2 separate regions of the Homo sapiens genome follow, and region 2 is linked to region 1. A link is a contact called in ENCODE Hi-C or POLR2A ChIA-PET data. All regions are on one chromosome and are shown on one strand. The core of a region is the stretch at or near the end of the contact, and the rest is flanking DNA. Distances in the headings are between cores, read along the strand shown.

Region 1 (3,870 bases), core at 754-3,253:
CTTACAGAATAAAGAGGAAGCTACTGCTGCAGTCCTGTTTGGAGGATGATTCGCTGTGACAATGCTTCTCAGATGTGAAGGCCATCAGAATCACTGGGAAGCCTTGCGAAAACACAGATTGCTGGGCTCAACTGCTAGAGTTCCTGACTCAGTTGGCCTGTGGTAGAGCCTGAGAACTTTTATTTCTAACAAGTTCTCAAGTGTTGCTGAAGTGGCTGGTCTCAGAACCTCACTTTCAGAAACACTGCCCTAGGAGAGAATTGTGGCCCAATTCTGTGAACACGGGAGAACAGGGCTGATGGAAACAGACAATCAGAAAATTAGTCATGGTCAGCCAGGAAACGGCCCGCCCATCTGGGCTACTTGCTTGTTCATCAACAAAGGGAGGCTCTCCTAACATACTTCTCTTTTTAAGCAGCAAGTGCACAGTAAATACAAACCCTTGGTTAAATAAGGATCTTGTGTATTTGAAACTACTCATGGAGTTGTTTTAAGGTTTAAAGTTGTGAAAAGAAATTAAATTTTGGGACCCCAAACTCATTCAGTCAAAGGGAAAAGTCAAGCTGGGAACTGGGTCACAGAAACCTGCCTCCTCTTTTTGATTCCTGAATAAGATGGCTACAGGATGAAAGGCTGCATACCTCCCCCATATTTTGCCCACAAGGAAATTCCTGGTCAGCTGTGCAATGCAGATTGATAGCTCATCTTTACCGGTGCGGTCACCCTGGCCAGACACAAATGCGTTATCTGATTGTTTCCCTACCCCATTTTGTCTGTGTTATCTAATGTAAAATGCAGATTCCCCATATTTTTCCTCTGCCCCCCCCCCTTTTTTATGTGAAAACTGAGTGCTTCTCAATATCCCACCTTGTCCCCTTTAAATCTGGAGCCCTCAAAATCATCTTCTGAGAAAGTCATAGACCTGTCTCTCAGGTGCCTCCTTAACTTTGGCAAACAAATCTCCTAAAATGATTGAGACTTGTCTCCTCATTTTCCTCAAATGACAAAGTTAATTCCATTAAAAAAAAACTATATATATTTTATATATGATAAAACATTCATTATATATTTTCTTTTGATTTTTTATGTCCCCTTTGTTTTCATATGACTCAACTACAGTAAAAACATTCAAACACTATCAAAGGTGTATGAAAAAGTGGCCGGGCACACGGTGGGTCACGCCTGTAATCCCAGCACTTTGGGAGGCTGAGATGGGCAGATTACTTGAGGCCATGAGTTTGAGACCAGCCTGACCAACATGGTAAAACCCTGTCTCTACTAAAAATTAAAAACATTAGCTGGGTGTGGTGGTGCACGCCTGTGATCCCAGCTACTCCGGTGCCTAAGGCAGGAGAATCACTTGAACCTGGGAGGCGGAGATTGCAGTGAGCCAAAATGGTGCCACCACTGCACTCCAGCCTGGGCAATAGAGTGAGACTCCATCTCAATTGAAAAAAAGAAAAAGAAAGAAAAGAAAAAGAAAAAAAGGAAAGAAAAGAAAAGAAAAATATGCCTTACTCTCCCAACTCTTTACCATTCCCTGGTTCCTTTTCCTAGAGCTTATACATTAAGAAATGTCCACATATTCCTGCTCCCCGACAATGCACACACACAAATAGAAGCCTAATATATGCATTATTCTGCAACTTTTTTTCTTTAATAACATTATAATTTTGAGACATTCTATACCAGTATGTTTTGTCAGACTCACTGTTTGTATCATGATTATATCACATTTATTTACCCACTCCCTCATCGACGGACATTTAGGTTGCTTCCAAGCTTTTGCTATTACAAACAACATTACAATGGCCATCCTTGTATCTCTCCCTTGTCCTCTGTACAGCACCATTATGTCATTGTAAATATCCATGCCGAGACTTACTTGTAAGTAGTAGCAGCAGCAGCAGCAGGACACAGTCAAAGGGAAGATGTGAAAACATGGAGCTTGCAGAAGAAAAGTCAGAGGACACCTCTGTTAGGCACAGTTTTAACTCTCCAAATGGACTGGGTACTTCTTCCAACTGTCTACTCCACAATCACATGAGCAGTAGCCGCCCCCACTGAGTGCTAGCTCAGCACACCCGGGTGTCTGATTGCCAGTGATTCTTATAGTAACACTGCCAGGTCTACAGTCACATTAAAGGAAACCAAAGTTCTCTGTCATGCCACACTACACACATCCTGTAAGTGTTCTGATGTCTGTCCTGTGATATCAACAAAGAGGAAGCAATACTTCAGTGGAAGAAAACGCTACTCAGTCATGGCACATAAAGAGAACCCTCTAATAATGTCTCAGATGAGATACACCTGAAATGGAGCATGTCCGAGTCCATCTGACTAGCGGGGAACACAAAGTACAGATGCATCATCCATGGATTCATTCACTCAAATCAGTCCCTTCATCAGGCCTGTGACCAAAGTTTATGAAGCCCCTACTTTGCACCAGGCACTGGACTAGGAAGTGGAACACAACAGTGAATGGCATGTTCCTTATCCTCACATTTACAGACCATAGCAACTCCCAGCATAAGCCTCACTCTCATCCTTCTTCTAACACAGATTAGGTTGTATCCTATAACCTTGCTGAGTCTCAGTTTCCTCATTTATATAATTTATAAAATGAGAAAATTGTATTAGATAATACATGCATGGCTCTCTGTTCTAATATTCTGACTTTGACCTTCAAACTTCCAACTCTTCAATTTAGAAAAAACATGTTCCTTTTGGCAACAGTTCCTTTCCTCTACTCTGAGTAGAATTAAGGGGATCTTGGTATCCTGTTTCATCTCATGCATACAAGGTGCCCCCTCTCCCCTACCCCAAGAGGCTTTGGCCATGAATGATCAGAAAGTGTTGAGTTCCAGCCACACTCCCATAACTGAGGTAACAGCTTAGACTCACGTAGCCTCAGCTCTGGGAGTGTGACCTTTATCTGGACACCTTAAAAGCAAAAGCTTTTTTTTATAAAAGGGAAGTGAGCTCACAGGCTGAGTGGTTTCTGAAAAGCCAGTGGCCTTCCTCTATGTCTTGCCTTCCTGAGTTTCTTTGTCATTCACATTTATGCCATTAAATGCATTGGGTATAAATACCAAATTTGTTCAATATAAACAAATGGCATTTAATATAAATATGCAACTTGTTCAATGTGTGTACTTCCCATAGCATTGCAGAGTGGCAGTTACTCAAGAGATCATAATCAATTTCTCATTTTATTTTATTTTATTTTTATTTATTTATTTATTTTTTTGAGATGGAGTTTCGCTCTTTTTGTCCAGGCTGGAGTGCAATGGCATGATCTCGGCTCACTGCAACCTCTGCCTCCCGGGTTCAAGTGATTCTCCTGCCTCAGCCTCCTGAGTAGCTGGGATTACAGGCATGTGCCACCACCCCGGATAATTTTGTATTTTTAGTAGAGACGGGGTTTCTCCATGTTGGTCAGGCTGTTCTTGAACTCCCGACCTCAGGCGATCCACCCGCCTCGGCCTCCCAAAGTGCTGGGTTTACAGGCATAGCCACCGCGCCCGGCCAATTTCTCATTTTATAGACAAGGAATCTGAGACTTCAGAAAATTGATTTGCCGAAAGGCACATGATTGGTGATTTAGAATGAGAGCATAAGCCCCCTAAGTGACAGATTTTTTCCACTATAAATTATGTTTTATTAATTTAATGTTTGTCTTCCCACATAACTAATAACCAGCAAATGACCATATTCAAGCATAAGGTAGAATAGATTAAATATGGGGTCTGGGGTTATTTTTATTAGCAGCATGAACTTGGTCAAGGCTCTTAAAAGCATCAGCCCTCAGTTTCTGTGTTTTGTTTTGTTTTGTTTTTGTTTTTGTTTTGAGACAGAGTCTTGCTCTGT
Region 2 (3,870 bases), core at 969-3,468, 170 kb before region 1:
TCTCCTGCCTCAGCCTGCTGAGTGCCTGGGATTGCAGGCGCGTGCCGCCAGGCCTGACTGGTTTTTGTATTTTTTGGTGGAGACGGGGTTTCGCCCTGTTGGCCGGGCTGGTCTCCAGCTCCTGACCTCGAGTGATCTGCCCGCCTCGGCCTCCCGAGGTGCCGGGATTGCAGACGGAGTCTCACTTACACAGTGCTCAATGTCGCCCAGGCTGGAGTGTAGTGGCGTGATCTCGGCTTGCTACAACCTCCACCTCCCAGCCGCCTGCCTTGGCCTCCCAAAGTGCTGAGATTGCAGCCTCTGCCCGGCCGCCACCCCATCTAGGAAGTGAGGAGCGTCTCTGCCTGGCCGCCCATCGTCTGGGATGTGAGGAGCCCCTCTGCCCGGCCGCCCAGCCTGGGAAGTGAGGAGCGCCTCTTCCCGGCCGCCGCCCCGTCTAGGAAGTGAGGAGCATCTCTGCCTGGCCGCCCATCATCTGGGATGTAGGGAGTGCCTCTGCCCCGCCGCCCCGTCTGGGATGTGAGGAGCGCCTCTGCCCGGCCGCCCCGTCTGGGAGGTGAGGAGCATCTCTACCCGGCCACCACCCCATCTGGGAGGTGAGGAGCGCCTCTGCCCGGCTGCCCCGTATGAGAAGTGAGGAGCCCCTCCGCCCGGCAGCCGCCCCGTCTGGGAAGTGAGGAGAGTCTCCACCCGGCTGCCCCATCTGGGAGGTAGGGGGCACCCCCGCCCGGCAGCCGCCCCGTCTGGGAGGTGTACCCAACAGCTCATTGAGAAGGGGCCATGATGACGATGGCGGTTTTGTTGAACAGAAAAGGGGGAAATGTGGGGAAAAGAAAGAGAGATCAGATTGTTACTGTGTCTGTGTAGAAAGAAGTAGACATAGGAGACTCCATTTTGTTCTTTACTAAGAAAAATTCTTCTGCCTTGGGATGCTGTTAATCTATAACCTTACCCCCAAGCCCCTGCTCTCTGAAACATGTGCTGTGTCAACTCAGGGTTAAATGGATTAAGGGCGGTGCAAGATGTGCTTTGTTAAACAGATGCTTGAAGGCAGCATGCTCGTTAAGAGTCATCACCACTCCCTAATCTCAAGTACCCAGGGACACAAACACTGCGGAAGGCCGCAGGGTCCTCTGCCTAGGAAAACCAGAGACCTTTGTTCACATGTTTATCTGCTGACCTTCTCTCCACTATTGTCCTATGACCCTGCCAAATCCCCCTCTCCGAGAAACACCCAAGAATGATCAATAAATACTAAAAAAAATTAAAAAAATGAACAATTCCTCATGACTCTGAAATAAAATATAAATTCTTTAGTCGATCATACAAGCCCCTTAAGAACCTAGACCATTACCAGCTTCCTATCTCTATTTTTGGATTAAACCAGACTGTTAAATAATCACCAAAGACATCATGCTTGTATTACATTTCTCCGTCTTTGCTCATGCTGTTCTTCCATCCTGTTGGCTCTTCCCTCCTTAATAGCATTTTCTCCTTGAAGAACCAATTCAAAGGTCAATGAGTAAAATCAGCCCTGACCCTGGTCCTCATTTTCATTTTCACCTCTTCCATCTTTGGGCCCCAGTGTGCCTTTTCTTACCTCTATCTCAAAGCAGAGCTCACTAAAGGATGGTTTGTTATGCACAAGCCTGTCCATCCCACTAAAGTGTGATCCCTTTAAAGAAGAAGGCCATGACTTACTCATTTTTACATGTCCTATGCCACATAAAGTGCAACCAAATATATTACCTACTGTCATATATCTAAACCAAATGCCAGAGTTACAAGGTACAGATTTAAAATTCCATGTGCAACCACATATCCCTCTGAGCATGCCTTAACTCCATGGAAAGGCCAGCTTGTTTTGGACCTTGAAGCTTCAACTGGCTTTGCAAAATAAAAAGATACAGTAATAGAAAAAAATGTTTCTAAACTCATCCCTAACCCACTCCCCCATATTCTTGTCCCTGGGACCAAGAAATAACTACTGTTAAGTATCGCAAGGAAAGAAAAATGTTGTTATTGTCAGAGCAATCTTCATTTTTCCCAATTTGAATATTGACAGCAAAGTCCTCGTGTGTTTTTCAGTGCATTCAACTTGAATTTGTGCTACAGTTTTTGACTTCCTGCTGATTACAGGTATAATGATTCATTTGGGGCACAAGAAAAGTGAAACCTCATATGTAAATAAGGAACCTGCCTTCAAGAAAGCTCTGTTGAGAAACAGTGGCTGCCCATCTGGGAACAAAGACCAACTCTGCACGGGGTCAGGACCACTGGCCTCTTGCCTTAGCTCTCTTCCTAACTCACTACAAGCCTTCTCTCAATTCCCTGGCCTTCTCTGGGTCTCAATTTCCTATCTTCTTAGTTTCCCAGCATTCTACAGACAAGACTTCCCCCCTACATCCCCTGGAAGTTCATAGACACAAGTTTAAAATCCCTGAAATGCGGATGTGAGTCCCAGTTCTCCCTCTGTCTAGCTGTGTGACCTTGGATAAATCATTCTACATCTCTGAGCCCTATATCTGGCATCCAGAGAGTGGAGATTAGAATTTGCCACACTAAGTAGGGCTTCTTTGGTTGATATCTGCAGACCAGCCACCTAAAAATTGGAGGAGAGCATTGAACTAGAAGACATGTACACAGAGTTGCTTTGTAAAATAAATAACACAAACCTGGAAGCATTAGAATGGCAAACTGGACCACAGCTCTTTTTCAGCTGTAACTTGATTCTCAAGCCTAAATTATAGAGTGGAGCCTCAATAGATTGAGCAACATGAGAACAAAACAACTGAGAGGCAGTTGAAAATTAAAGATATTCACCCACAGGAATAAAACCAATAATTGAGAGTTCTACATAGCCATCTAAACAGAGGTCAGTGAAAAGCTTTCAGAATCTCAGATTTATTCTAATACTGAGAATTACTACTATGAGATTGTAAAAGCTTTTGTAACTTCTCTGGGTTTGTGATTTTGTCACTCCTCAGCTGTTTCCCTAGTGTGATTAGTAGTTTAAAAAAATCATAAAACTGGAAAGTATCTATATACTGATCAGGAACAGCCAGTTATTTGGGAGCTGGCAGAAGTGGCCTCTTGTTACCCTGCTGGACTGCCTGAAAATGAAGGTTTGTGATCTGGAATAGCAGCAGAGATGTAAAGAAAAGAAAAAAATAGAAGTTCTTCCTAATGACTATTATTTACAAGCCAGTAATTATGTACTAGGCATTTTTCTCATGCATTTTCTCACTTAACAGCCCTATACAATAAGTACTACCGTTATCCCCATTTTACATTTTGAGGAAACTGAGATTCAGAAAAGGATAGAACAAATAACTCACCTGAGATTCTACAAGAAAAACAAAAATCTCACAAAATGGCAGAGGTAGGATATAATCAGGAGCCTTTGCACTCCCTGACTCAACTCTTTCAACTCCCACCTAATGCCACCCAACAGGCTATGAGAAGAAAGGACTAGAAAGAAAGGATAGGGATTTGGGATGTTATAGAGGCAGTGAACATGAGCCTGAGATACAATCAGTAGGGAACTTAATCCCAGCCCACCTGATTTTATTTAGGAAATGGCATAGTTATGTAGCTTTTTATGCCCTGGCTTTGGAGTCCCTACCCAGTAGAGAGGAGGCCTTTTGGGAGAAACTGGGGGCCATTTCACACATTCCTGCTACCAAGCAAGAAATAAAATTAATCCCAGCTGGGTGCAGAGGCTCACACCTGTAATCCCAGCACTTTGGGAGGCCAAGGCAGGTGGATCACAAGGTCAGGAGTTTGAGACCAGCCTGGCCAATATGGTGAAACCCCGTCTCTACTAAAAATACAAAAAAAAAAAAAAATTAGCCAGGTGTGGTGGTGGGT

What was found. A loop is a pair of places that touch in the nucleus more often than their neighbours do. ChIA-PET counts read pairs that join two places held with the same protein, here RNA polymerase II (POLR2A). Pooled maps may share reads with other maps.
Region 2: a map with no recorded cell type shows a loop between it and region 1 (4-fold over the local background). The contact joins the enhancer-like site here to the promoter of HAVCR2 in region 1. A Hi-C loop is called at or near these places in 2 of 37 single-sample maps with no recorded cell type and 8 of 50 pooled maps. POLR2A ChIA-PET finds 5 or more read pairs at or near these places in 11 of 52 experiments (GM12878, OCI-LY7, Panc1 and 8 more).

The regions. Positions count from the first base shown.
Region 1 is chr5:157,107,041-157,110,910 of GRCh38, forward strand. HAVCR2 (hepatitis A virus cellular receptor 2) reads right to left here and starts at 2,004. Exons shown (of 7, transcript NM_032782.5): 1 at 1,886-2,004. The coding sequence starts at 1,943. RefSeq lists an enhancer at 1,791-1,940.
Region 2 is chr5:156,940,063-156,943,932 of GRCh38, forward strand. All of the region lies in intron 5 of TIMD4 (T cell immunoglobulin and mucin domain containing 4), which reads right to left. Among named protein-coding and RNA genes, the nearest start is that of TIMD4, 21 kb to the right of the region's middle. Within about 2 kb of position 2,219, at least 2 of the 41 ENCODE cell types and tissues checked have a DNase peak (open chromatin) inside an H3K27ac peak, as active enhancers do; they include GM12878 and OCI-LY7, where a contact is called at or near this core.